Regions from separate parts of the Homo sapiens genome. Here regions 2 and 3 are each linked to region 1. The links are chromatin contacts, found by Hi-C or POLR2A ChIA-PET in ENCODE. All regions are on one chromosome and are shown on one strand. Each heading gives the region's core, a stretch centred on a gene start or an enhancer-like site at or near the end of the contact. The rest is flanking DNA. Distances are from core to core; before and after follow the strand shown. Region 1 has its middle 88 kb from the start of ARID1B. Region 2 overlaps ARID1B (AT-rich interaction domain 1B). Region 3 overlaps ARID1B (AT-rich interaction domain 1B).

The links. A loop is a pair of places that touch in the nucleus more often than their neighbours do. ChIA-PET counts read pairs that join two places held with the same protein, here RNA polymerase II (POLR2A). Pooled maps may share reads with other maps.
Region 2: a pooled map shows a loop between it and region 1 (2.7-fold over the local background). The contact joins two enhancer-like sites. A Hi-C loop is called at or near these places in 4 of 168 maps with a recorded cell type or tissue (CD4-positive, alpha-beta memory T cell, MCF 10A, PC-3 and 1 more), 4 of 37 single-sample maps with no recorded cell type and 13 of 50 pooled maps. POLR2A ChIA-PET finds 5 or more read pairs at or near these places in 2 of 52 experiments (GM12878 and T-cell).
Region 3: a map of ascending aorta shows a loop between it and region 1 (2.0-fold over the local background). The contact joins two enhancer-like sites. A Hi-C loop is called at or near these places in 5 of 168 maps with a recorded cell type or tissue (K562, MCF 10A, ascending aorta and 2 more) and 4 of 50 pooled maps. POLR2A ChIA-PET finds 5 or more read pairs at or near these places in 2 of 52 experiments (A549 and activated T-cell).

Annotation. Positions count from the first base shown.
Region 1 is chr6:156,687,089-156,691,333 of GRCh38, forward strand. No RefSeq gene overlaps it. Among named protein-coding and RNA genes, the nearest start is that of ARID1B, 88 kb to the right of the region's middle. RefSeq lists an enhancer at 1-774 and a silencer at 128-437. Within about 2 kb of position 1,728, at least 8 of the 41 ENCODE cell types and tissues checked have a DNase peak (open chromatin) inside an H3K27ac peak, as active enhancers do; they include ascending aorta, where a contact is called at or near this core.
Region 2 is chr6:156,931,292-156,935,536 of GRCh38, forward strand. It overlaps ARID1B (AT-rich interaction domain 1B), which reads left to right. Exons shown (of 20, transcript NM_001374828.1): 4 at 4,175-4,245. Among named protein-coding and RNA genes, the nearest start is that of MIR4466, 150 kb to the left of the region's middle. Within about 2 kb of position 2,025, at least 11 of the 41 ENCODE cell types and tissues checked have a DNase peak (open chromatin) inside an H3K27ac peak, as active enhancers do.
Region 3 is chr6:156,826,068-156,830,312 of GRCh38, forward strand. It overlaps ARID1B (AT-rich interaction domain 1B), which reads left to right. Exons shown (of 20, transcript NM_001374828.1): 2 at 3,160-3,354. Among named protein-coding and RNA genes, the nearest start is that of MIR4466, 48 kb to the left of the region's middle. RefSeq lists an enhancer at 3,789-4,245. Within about 2 kb of position 2,449, at least 14 of the 41 ENCODE cell types and tissues checked have a DNase peak (open chromatin) inside an H3K27ac peak, as active enhancers do; they include ascending aorta, where a contact is called at or near this core.

The sequences.
Region 1 (4,245 bases), core at 478-2,977:
GCTCCGGAGACGCGCCCTGAAAATGGCCCGCTCGGGCTCTGCGCTTGCTGCCCTCCTGCCTGCTCGGCAAAGGGCATTCGAGGCTTATTTGTGTGGCACGATCTTTACTGGGGCGGAAAACACGCGGCGGGGGAGGAGCGGGCACAGACGCAGCCGGGCGGGGAGAGCCAGGAATGTTCCTCCCGGCGTGGGGAGAGGAGAGGACACGGGCAGAGAAAATAGTCCCCGCCCGGCGCGGGGCGCGCGGGGTCCGGGTCCCGGGCGGCTCCGGGTGGCGCGGCGGCGCGAGGGTTCCGGCCGCGCGGAGTCGGGGCGCAGGGAGCCTCAGACGCCGCGGGCGCGCGTGCGCGGTGCGGCCCCCACGCCCCGGCCGCGGCGGCCTCGGCGGCGCCAGCCTCCGGCTCGGCGAGCGCGGCGGCGGGCGGGCCGCAAAACCTGGGCCGGAGCCGGGCGCGGAGCGGGCGGCGCCGCGGAGTTTGGGCGGCAGCGCGGCCCGGCGAGGAGCTGGAGAAGCCGGCGGCAGGGGGACGCGCACGCCGAAGAAAAGCCCCTCTCCCGCGTCCCTCACTCGCTCCTGGAGGCCGAAGAGCGGGGCTCGCGATGCCGGTGCAAGATTCCCAATCAGGCCTGGGAGGAAATGGATGCAATTAGGGCACACCCCCGTCCCGCAGTTGCCAGGAGCCTGAAGATCTATGACCGACTTAAGCCATTTCTGGAAAAGTCATATTTTCCAGGCTTTCGTGAAATACTCATTGCTCCTATTCTAAATCTGGAGGCGAATGTGCATCTATTTCAGGGGGAATGAAAGATGTGAAAAGTAGACTGGGCTCCGGGAAATGTGGGTAATGGGACTGGACCTGCGCCTGGGGTCCGCCCACCCGTCATCTCCCGGGAGCCCCCCGACGTGTGCCATTAAGCATAAGGCGCGTTAAGCGCTGCCACAAAGTCCCGAAAAGGCGAATTAAAAAGGATCACTTCTCCCTCAGGATCTTGATTTTTACTAAGGGAAAACGTGCGTTAAAGAAAAGCCAGCGAGCGCTGGCGTGGCCCTGTCATTATCTTGGCGTCTCTGCTGACCTCCATTTCAGCCTGGACTACACTGGGTTCCAGTTCTGTTTTCCTATTTCCCCGGACTCCTAGAGGGTGGATACCAAGGCTGATTGTTGTCTGTTCTGCCCCAGCCCTCCAGGGTACACCATAGGTGCTCAGTAGATGACTCCTGAGTATATATTGGAGGTGATAGTAAAATGCTACCAAGCACAGAGGAAAGAACAGTTAAAGGGTCAGACGGTGCTTTGTGAAAGGCCAGGCATTTGAGCTGGATTCTGAAGACCAACTCTAGATGACAGTAAAGGCCACTCCAGGTTGAGGGAACAACATGAGCAAAGCAGGGAACCTACAATGAGTAGGAAAGTGATGAATCTGCATAGGGGGTTACTCAGGGGGCATAGAAAAGGAAGCCAGGAAGCCACTGAATACCTTGCCACACAGGTAACAGCCAGGAAAAGCACAAAACATGCTGTTCAGTGGTTCTGGAATATGGGCATGCAAATATATAATAAAATAAGCAATGTGGATATACAAAAACAAAAGTAAAAAGAAAAACAGGACAGTTTATTGGGGAATTTCAGAAAAAGTACATGAAACAAAAAAGAAATGTCAAGGAAAATCCCTGGCCTGAAACTCCCAGAACAAAACATTTAATACCATTTGTGGGGGCTCTTTATGAAAGAGGGAGAAAGAAAAGAGGTAACAAAGAGGAACTAGTGTTTTGATTAAAGATCTTTGACCATAACAATGCGAAAGCATAAGGTCTCTTATCATAAGAGACCTGTGTCTTATCCTGTATCATAAGACACAGGAGATTTTAGACATCACTGTTAAGAAAGAGCTGGAACTCAGAATTAACAAGAGAAGAGGGAGAGATTAAACAGAAGATAAATGTGGATCATCAAGGAATTTTAAATTGTAGCACAGTCACTCAATAGAGTATTATGCAGTCATTAAAACTGCAGTGTATTTATTGGAAGGATGTTCACAACCTATTGTTATGTGAAGAAACAAGTTACAGATGAGCAGATCTGGAGGGACATACTTAAAATGTTAGCAGCGGCTCTCTCTTGATGTTTTGATTGTTAGTGATTTTTCGCTTTCTCCTTCATGCCTGTATTACCTGAATTTTTACAATGAGCAATTAATAAAACAATAAATGAACACAAGATTAAGCAAAGTTTTAATCTTGTGAAAATGTATGTGAGTTTTCTGTTGTGAAACTGAAATGATGTCTGTGGCATTGGAAATCCTCAAGGCAAAGAAGGAAAGAAGAGAGCCTCCCGAGTCATACTAATCAGAGGCCTGCACACGTGCTATTTGGTACTCTCTGTACCATCTGGCTCAAGCTACTTCAAGACCTGTCTGGGCCTCAGCAACCTGATCTCGAAATGAAGGGAATATTAGCATCTACCTAACAAGTGGCTATGAAGACCAGAAATGATATCTGTAAAACGCTTAGTGCTCAGACCCCACGAGGCGCCCAGGGCTCCGTGAGTGGAAGCTCTCATAGGAGCAAAGAGCATAGGCTTTAGAAAATGCCTTTCTTCTGGGATCCTTCCTTTACCACTGTGGTGGTCATTAGAGCTGTCTGCAAAAATTCCTCCTCTCCCTTTGAGATAATAAGAGTGTACTTCCTTGGCCCTCTGAAGTTACAGGTACCATGTGACAGCCTCTGGCCAACAAAATAAACAGAAGTAACATGTGCCAGCATTGAGCACTTTGCGGTCTTCTCCTTTTCCACTTGCATGACAACCAGCAGTGTCCTGGTAGTGTCTGCCGAGGTCCTAGATTGAGGAAGAAGCCTCCAGAGACCTTGGTAGACATTTAGCAGGAGGGAGGAATAAATCTTTGATATTGTAAGCCACTAAGATTTGGGAGCTCTTTGTTATCAAAGCTCAGTTTAAGTCACCCTGACTGACACAGCTACTTACTAGTTTCGTGACCTTGAGAAAGTGACCTACCTGCTCCAGTTTGCCATCTATTCCCCTGAAAATCTAGGTGTTAGCATTCCTACTCCATAGGGTTGGAGGGCAAAATGAGCTCCATATCCAAAGTGCTTGGCACATCCTGGCACCTGTTAAGTATACATGGAATGACAGGAACTGTTACCATTTAACACGCTGGCTTCTCTCCCCATCTCTTAAATGGGAGCAGGTGTCAATGCCGAGGGGATCATCTGATGCTTCCATCTTGTCTTCCTACCATTGGATTTGCTTTATGGCAGCCATATGAATGGAGATATTCCTTTGAATAAGAGATGGCAGTGGCAATGTAGGTAAGAAAACTCATTCAGACATTATTTACCATGTCCTTTTCATCCTTGGAAGAAATTCCAAATGTTCATGTCCTAGCAGCTAGAGTCAGCAGCCACATGACCAGTAGGACAGGTCTCTACCACGATGGCCAAGGGAATCCTCTGGAGAACTAAGAACACCAGAAGGTTCCAGTGACCCTCAGGGTCACACAGAGAACATGAATAAGATTTAGAGAGATGGCTATAAGGATGGTGACCACCAGTTTCTTCTAGAATAAACCAGTTTTCTTATCCTCTCTGGGTCATAAAAATGCAAGTGGTATTGAATGTGTGTGTGTGTGTGTGTGTGTGTGTGTGTGTGTGTGAATGACAGTTGTGTGGCAGGTTGTTCTGATGCTCTGTGGACTCCCCTGCTTGGGGAGTGGAGAGCATGTGGCCATTTAAAAAAAAATCTGGTTTTCAGGGCATAGGAAAGCTTTGTATCCATTACTACCTAATCAGGAAGGCTTGCAATTCTGACGGCAAATGAACAGTCCTCTGAGGGTGCTTGGGCATGAGGACAGACACCTCAGAGAATCCAGGAGTGCAATGCATGGCTCCTCTCCCCAGTGGGGCTCAGCAGGGGGTATTGTCACACCTTCCCAATTTGGAGAGGGATATAAGCCCAAGGAAATTCTCAGGCAATGCACAATGGAGTCTCTGTTACCTGGATTTCAGTTACTAAAGCCTCATGTGAAGTGAAGCACTGAGAAAACCTCTCCACTACCTCTGAGAAAGAGTAGCATGCAACAGTGAGTAATGAGGAACCATAGCTTTACATTTCAGGGCACTTTCTAGTTAACCAAGTGTCTTCACACGCATTGACTCATTTCATCCTGACAATGAAAGGATCAGTCACATAACAGAGAAGTTTTGCCCCACTGTGCCTCTACTTGACT
Region 2 (4,245 bases), core at 775-3,274, 240 kb after region 1:
TTTTATTCAAAGTTACATATTGCTATTTGGATTTTATTCATTTCCTAATGAAAGAAAACAGAAGCACTCCTGCTCCTGGCCTTTCTACTAGGCCCTTGTAATAGTTATCTTTACCCTTTCCTGTAGTAGAAGTGGGATACTAGTGTTTTCCTCCTGGTCATGTTTCATTTCATACTGTGATATGTTCAAGTACCTCGCAAAGGGAATAAGCCCATAGTAGGCATTCAGTCAGCGTCTACGACATTTGTTACAAGAGGCCTGGGCACAGTGGCTCATTCCTGATTTTCAGCACTTTGGCAGGAGAATCACTTGAGGCCAGTAGCTGGAGACCAGCCTGGGAAGTATAGTGATACCCCATCTCTCAAAATATTAAAAAAATAAATAAATTAGGCCGGGCACGGTGGCTCACGCCTGTAATCCCATCACTTTGAGAGGCCGAGGCAGGCTGATCACTTGAGGTTGGGAGTTTGAGACCAGCCTGACCAACATGGAGAAACCCCATCTCTCCTAAAGATACAAAATTAGCAAGGCATGGTGGCGCATGCCTGTAATCCCAGCTACTCGGGAGGCTGAGGCAGGAGAATCGCTTCAACCCGGGAGGTGGAGATTGCGGTGAGCTGAGATTGCGCGATGCACTCCAGCCTGGGCAACGAGAGCAAGATTCCGTCTTAAAAAAAAAAAAAAAAAAAAAAAATCAGCCAGGCATAGTGGTATGTGCCTGTAGTCCTAGCTACTAGGGAGGCATGGGTGGGCTGAGGCAGGAGAATTGCTTGAGCCTGGGAGTTAGAGGCTACAGTGAGCTATGATTAGGCTGAGCCACAGATCGAGACCTTGTTTCTTAAAAAAAAAAAAAAGGGGGGGGGCGGGGTGAAGAAATACCAAACTGAAAATTTCTGAAACAAATGTGTAATTACTACTACGCTAAACTTTTTTCACACCTTTGTTTGTGAGTCAGTTTCCCTTTAACCTTTGACTCGTAACATAAAGAAGGTTAAGGCCAGAGTCCATCAATGGTTAAAAGATTGTGAGTGAGATGTAGAAAAACAGTACTGATGAATTCTGAAAGGGGAAACCTCATTTCCATTGCCTGGTTCTTGTGCATTGCAGTATTACCACAATATGGCATTCTATACAGCAGATAAATGTAATTATTTATATGTGTATATTGGTTTACACACTGGTGTTCACTGGCTGCTTAAACTTACAAATAACCAAAGATGGCAGTAATGTTTTAAAGTGTAAAGCTGTGCTTCTTTGTTTATAAAATATGATGCTGAACATATTCTTTATTTTCTGATACTGTCATTGCCTTTTTACTGTGTATTTGCTCTTCTTGAGATGAAAATAAGTATGTACCAAAAAATAAATATAGCTTTTTAAGATGAAAAAGCTCAAGTTTCTTATGGAATATTTTTATATCATTATTAAAACAGCCAAACAGACTTTATAGTCCCACTGTAAGTTATATGTAGTTGTTGATTGTTCTAGGTTTAAACTTGGCACCTTTTCTATGTGCTCCCTTATTAAATTAATACTTATGTTCAAACATAAGCTGAGGCAGAACACGTTTCCTTTTCAATAGTTCTCACTAAATTTTGTTTTGATTTTATTTCCAACTGTACTTAATAGCTGAAAGCTTCTTGTGGTTAGGAATAGTATTTGAGATTTTGGTGGCATCTAATTATTTTGAACTTTTAAAGCCTTAAAGAGTGAAATATAAGGCCACAATACATTTTTCTGATAGCTTTCATAGTCTGTTAGTCTGTGTTGCTTATTTTAGGGGGACGATGTCTAAATTGAAATGTTTATCCACTATAGTTGTAATGATCTTTTTCAGCCTCTTTAGAAAGCAGTTCATTGAGCGAAGAAGAGAAAATAAAAAGAAACATAAAAGGGTAATATGCATAGGACTTTTGAGCCTGTTACTATTTCCTAGCTGAAGTTTACTTTAAAAAAAAAAAAGTAGGCATTGGGCAGACACTGTGTGCACGTGTGTTGGAGGAGGAGGCGGGGCCTGCTCATTTGTTTGCCCATTGTGAGGCTGTCCTGCACCTTTGTGCTTTTTTGTAACAGGGTGAAGGCCCCTGAATAGAGGCCTTGTGCCCTGCTTGATTTGAAATCCATGCTGTTTATGGAAAGGAACCTGCAGGGCACCCAGCGGGAAGTCTGTGTGACAAGTGGAAATCTAGAATCTGGAAGAAACGTGGTGTTTGAGGGGGAAGGTGGTGGGGAGAGTGGTCATAATCTTTCAGCCTTTGCTTTTGTGCCCCACAAGCTTAATTGTCACCCTCTGCTGGCAACCAGATTGCAGAGCCACTCTGTAAGTGTCCTTGGATTGCCTGTGCTTACTCTCACCTTATTGTTATCAAATAAAAACCTAGACAAATAGCATTGAATTCTCTTAGAAAAATATGATATGAACTGGGTACATTACTAGTAGAGGTTAAATATCTGAGGCTTTTTTTGTTTGTTTTTTGTTTGTTTGTTTTTTTGGTGGAGATGTATTTAAAGGGAAGAAGGGCTACATGTGAAAAGCTGGAATTATTGGCACGCTCCTGTATTTCAGAGCGTGTTGAAAAGCAGGTCGCACCAACACTAGGCTGGTTAAATCCAGTTTGTACAGCTTGTGTACTTGGTGGTACCAGCTATTGCTCCAAAGTTTCCTGGCTTAAGAAGCCATGTAATTTTAAGTGTGCAAGAAAGGGGTGGGACAGCAGAAGCTTTTTATAGGATTTCAAGTAATAAACATTAATTTTTAAAGCAATATTCCAGGGACTTAACAGAAGTAGAACTTGTATATGATGTTTCTTTAATACCAACACATATTTGAACTGACAAGGGAAGGGAGATAATTTTATTTTAAAGCAATATTTTCCATTCTTTTTTTCTCTTCAATTAGAAACTGGTTCTTCAACTTTCAGTGCCAATTGAGACATGCTATAATAAGTATTTAACAATTCTGTCCTGCTGTTTGACTTCAGGGGGAAACGATGGTAGAATGTTTAGTAGCTGAGCATACACAGGTAGCTAGAGATCTGGTATACAGTAAATGTGGTGTGGTGTGGTATTTGGGTTATATATGCTAATTATTTCAGCACAATGCTGAAACCATGCAGAATACCTCTTGGAAGAGTGTTTGACAAGATGCCAGAAAGGCCGTGTTAATTATAAGTTTATTGTGCCTATTCAGGTTTTTTGGGTGTGTTTTGTTCCCCACTGTTGTTTTATTCTTTATGATGGTTCTCTGAAAACTATGCCCCATGAACATATGGAGTTCTATATATGCGTGTTTATTGGTTTTATAGAAACCTCAGGATCCTATGAGCTTAATAACGATTTACGCTGTTATGTGGGTAATTGAGAGGACCTGTTAAGATATAGTTGATAGTAAGGTTTTCGTTAGTTATTTCAACTTTTTGAGGTAATATTAAAGGCAGTTTGACCAAAATCGGAATTCAACAATCCAGGGAGCTTTTGGTTTGCTCTGGGTTCACTCTGGGTTTAAAGACAGTTTGGTTTGGCTACAGCTGACCTCCCTCCCTGTTTTTATGAACTAGTCTTCTTCCTGCAAAACTCAAATACAGTACTTGGTATGGTCTCATAATAAATTTAGTTGTTAATTATATATATATATATATATATATATATATATATATATATATATATATATAGTTTATATTTCTGCTGTTATTCACTGCTTTTTAAAATTTTTGCTTCTGATAATGTATTAAATTATAGCCATAACATATTTATATGCCTGCTAAAATGTAACAGTTGTTGGTTGTGATAAGCTTTTGTTTTGTTTTGTTCTGTTTTGTTTGACACAGGGTCTCGCTCTGTCACCCAGGCTGGAGTGCAGCGGTGCAGTCAAAGTTCACTGCAGCCTCCACCTCCAGGCTCAAGCTATCCTCCCACCTCAGCCTCCCAAGTAGCTGCACCACCACACTCGGCTAATTTTTTATTATTTTTGTAGAGATGGAGTCTCCCTACATTGCCCAGGCTGGTCTTGAACTCCTGGGCTCAAGCGATCTGCCTGCCTTGATCTCCCGAAGTGCTGGGATTACAGGCATGAGCCACTGTGCCCAGCCAAGCTTTTGTTTAATTTTAGTTACTGAAGAAGCTTATAACTCATTGAGATATTTATGAAGTGCTTTGTGTTTGTGTTTTTTTTTAGGACATGTCTCAGGAAGGCTATGGAACTAGATCTCAACCTCCTCTGGCCCCCGGAAAACCTAACCATGAAGA
Region 3 (4,245 bases), core at 1,199-3,698, 140 kb after region 1:
AATTTCTATCATGTTAAGTCCAAACAATGTCTTGGCTGGTGAAAGTAGTAACAGTTTAAAATTGTATCACATGGTGAATTTTGAGCAGAAAAGTTGCTTGTAGGCTGTGGGGCCTGGGGCAAAGCACCCTCTTTCCTCCTGTGTCCTCCACAGAGCTTCATTCAGGTGAGATGGGTTCCTCCTGGCACAGTCCTGTGGATCCCTTGGGACTGAGCTCAGGTATTTCCTATAGGAAGCCTTTGTTAAAGCCCATGGCAGACCCAGTGAGACACCCTCTTCTCACCTTGCCTTGGTGCTTTGTCCCTTCAGGACATCTGCTGTGTTGCACTGTGACCTGTTTAGTCTGTCTCCTTCAGTGAATCTCCAGGACATGGAGGCTCGTTCATCCTTCTGCTTCCAGTGTTGGGCACAACGCACATAGTAGGTGCTTAGTAAATGTGTGGTGAATGGATTCACCAAATCTTTAAAGTGAACACCAGAGTATTGAGGAAGGCAGAGAAGGGGAAGGACCCGTGCAGCCTTGGAGTGGGAGTGCCAGTGGAAGAGAGGACTGGCAGTTCTCGGGGTCTGTGCTCCTGCCTTCCATCTTCACCTCCCCTCCGTCCCTCCTCTTCCAGCCTCAGCCCTCACCTCTGCAGCGAGACTGTCCTTGCCGAGCACAGCAGTGGCCTCCTTGTCAAGTATAGCAGAAGCCTTTACCCTTCACCTGACTGCATTCCTGGGCTGCATTTGGCACACCTGTTTCGTTGCTACACCTGACTCCCTTCCCTCCTGTAAGAGCACACTCTCCAGAGTGTCTACATTTTCTGGCCATTCTTCCAGCTTGTCTGTGGGTTCATTTTCCCTTTTCCCTTAAGCGGTGATATTCTCTAGGATTCTGTTCGCTACCCATTGTTTTCCTTTCATATATTCCTCCTAAATAAAGTTCATGGGTTTTATTGCTTCCTATTGATTAATTCATCAATTAATGTGCTGGGTACACTGTTCAACTTATGCCCTGGAGATATAATAGTGAATAAAATAGAGAAAATCCCTGCCCTCTGGGAGTGGATGTCCTCTCTGCTGACTTCTCTACCTATTTTTCCAGGTCAGGCCTTACTCCCCAAGCTGCAGCTCATTATGTCTCTTCCTTCTGGGCATTTTCACCTGGATTTCATATCAGAGCCTCAAGTTTCCTATGTAAACCACTGAAGGCTCCCACTCCTGGGGATATGGTGATTGGCTTCTCCCTCTGCACACTCCATCTCATTTGGCTGCTGGCTTCCATCACTCATTTGGTCTCCAAATCCTGCCGCATTTCCCTTCTAACTGTGCCTTGGAGCTGGGCTTGCTTCCTCCCACCACTGCTGCCAGTTCAGGACCTCAGCCTCACCTGCCTGCCAGGGCAACCTGACCTGCTTCCAGCTGGGTCAGGTGCCCAAGGGAGCAGTCCTGTGTTCATCTGTCAGAGGCAGCCTGAGCCTGTAGAATGCCCTGCAGGGCTCACCCATGTTCTGGCTTCTGCCTGCTTCAGCATCTTCGTAAATTCGTGCTTCACGTGGATCCAGATGGTTTTTATTTCCTGATACACACCAGGCAGTTCATCTCCCTTGACCCAGTGCCTTGTGCTGTTTCTTCTGCCCTGTGGTACTGTACATGCTGTTCCCTCCCACCTTGGACGTGTTATTCCCCTTTATCCTGGTAATTCTTTTTTTTTTTTTTTTTTTTTTTTTTTTTGAGATGGAGTCTAGCTCTGTCTCTCAGGCTGGAGTGGCACAATCTTGGCTCACTGCAGCCTCCGCCTCCTGGGTTCAAGCGATTCTCCTGCCTCAGCCTCCGGAGTAGCTGGGATTATAGGCGTGCACTACCATGCCCAGCTGATTTTTGTATTTTTAGTAGAGACGGGGTTTCACCATGTTGGTCAGGCTGGTCTCAAATTCCTGACCTCAACTGATCTGCCCGTCTTGGCCTCCCAAAGTGCTGGGATTACAGGCATGAGTCACCATGCCCGGCCTCTTTTTTTTTTTTTTTTTCAAGAGACAGGGTCCCACTGTGTTACCCAGACTGGAGTGGAGTGGTGTGATCATAGCTCACTGCAGCCTCGAACTCCTGGGGTCAAGTGATCTTCTTGCCTTAGCCTGAACAGCTCGGACTATAGGTGCCTGCCACCACGCCTGGCTAAGTTTTTAATTTGTTGTAGAGACAGGGTCTTGTGATGTTGCCAGGATGGTCTTGAATTTACCCTGCTAATTCTTAAGCCTTCCTGAAAGTCCCCATGTACTTACCTCAGTGTGAACGCAGCATCTGGCACACAGTTGGGATCAGTATGTGGTTTTGGAAGGACAGAGGAGGGAAGGAAGGAGCTGCTGGGTGAATGCTGCCTGCTACTGTAGCACCGGGTGAGGGCCTTTCTACCTATTGCTTTGTTCCTTTGACGTCCCAGGACATGAAGGGCTGAGGCTCCACGCCTAGCCCTCCTGTATGACCTCGGCCCTGAAGCCCAGGGCCTGACTCACCAAACCAAAAATAAAATTCAACATCTACTTGTGAACTGGTTGTGTTTGGTAAGATGCTGACTTACATGGGGAGAGGTGCTGTGACTCATAGTCTGAGTGCTCATCCCTACACACTGCTGGTCTCTGAACAAAATCTTTACCCTGGACATATGCATGATCTAAAATCTATCTTTTCACTTTTTAATGAACACTCGGTTGCACTAAGGTTTGATCAAGACTTGCAGACTCAGTTCTAAAATAAAATCATTGTTCTAAGAATACTTTGAAGGCAGAAAATGTTAATCACTCAATACCCTCTGCTCTTATTACTAGTAAGCTAAAAGGAGGTGGGTGAGCTTAACTATCATGCTCTTTTCCTGTACGCATAATAGAATTTTAGATGCAAATGTTTTCTCTCTGCTTATGGTCCAAAATCGTTTTTAGTTTTGTTTAGTCTAGAGCTCTCTTAGTTGTTAAAAACTCCTAAAAGTAAAAAATAAAATTTCTTGTATCCATCTAGGTTTTTTCTTTAATGTCTTGCTGGATGTTTTGTCAGGTCATTGTTTTTAATATTTTTAAAACTTAAGGATAGTTGTGTTATTAATGCATATGTTGACATAACACAAATTTGTGCCTTTGTAATAAAGAATGAATTAATAAACCGACTTCTTTTATGTCTTCACAGGGCAGCCCAATGGATCCAATGGTGATGAAGAGACCTCAGTTGTATGGCATGGGCAGTAACCCTCATTCTCAGCCTCAGCAGAGCAGTCCGTACCCAGGAGGTTCCTATGGCCCTCCAGGCCCACAGCGGTATCCAATTGGCATCCAGGGTCGGACTCCCGGGGCCATGGCCGGAATGCAGTACCCTCAGCAGCAGGTTTGTGCTGGTCCCCCGACCCGCTGCTTTTTTGTAATAGTTTTGTCTTTGCCTTTTGCTGTCCACCTAAGATTGATGTTAAAGAGAATTAGGGGGCATTGCACGGATTTTCTGCTTTAATTTTTATTGTTTCTTTAATCACAGGTATAATTTTTTTTTTCTTTTAAAGATGGAAAGGTGAGCTTCTTAAAGTGGACAGAATACCTGTTTGGTAGAAGGGCAGCAGGACCAGCTGTATTTGATAGGTGCACTGTGTCATAAATTTGCAGCAGGTTATAACAGATGTAAGCTCTGAAGTGAACTTGGCATTCCAACATTTTTGTCAGACTGTGTCAGATTTTGAGCTGTGAATAGACCATCTTAAGGTGAATTTTCAAGTCATTTAAAGGTCTTTTCCATGAGGATGGCATCAAGTTTTTAAAATTGAAAAAAAAAAAGTTTAGTCTCCCAAAGTTATTTTGCTTTCATTTCTTAAATTATTTCTTCTGTACCTTTTGAAAAAGGTTTCTGTATTTCATATAAGAGGATTTGATGTGCATCTGTTTTGTTAGGTCTTGATGGGTTTTGTGTTTTTACTTAAAAAAGACTTTTCCTGTTCTTAAGAGACCCAACATTTTCCTTTTTTTTCTCTGGAATCAAATGGAGTCACCTTAGATGACCATTTACCCTCTAGCAGTGGTAAACCTAGTCTTTTGGATACTTGAAAGAATACCCCTTTATGCTGGCTGGAGGGAGGATGAAATTTGGAAAAGACTAAATTAGATTCAAACTTGTTAGGGTATTTAGTTACTAGGAGCACCAGAAAGGCTTATTTATAAATCGCCATACCGTACCTAAGCCGCCAGGGAGTGGGTCAGGCTGATGCTGCTGCACGTTTTACTGCCCCAGGCT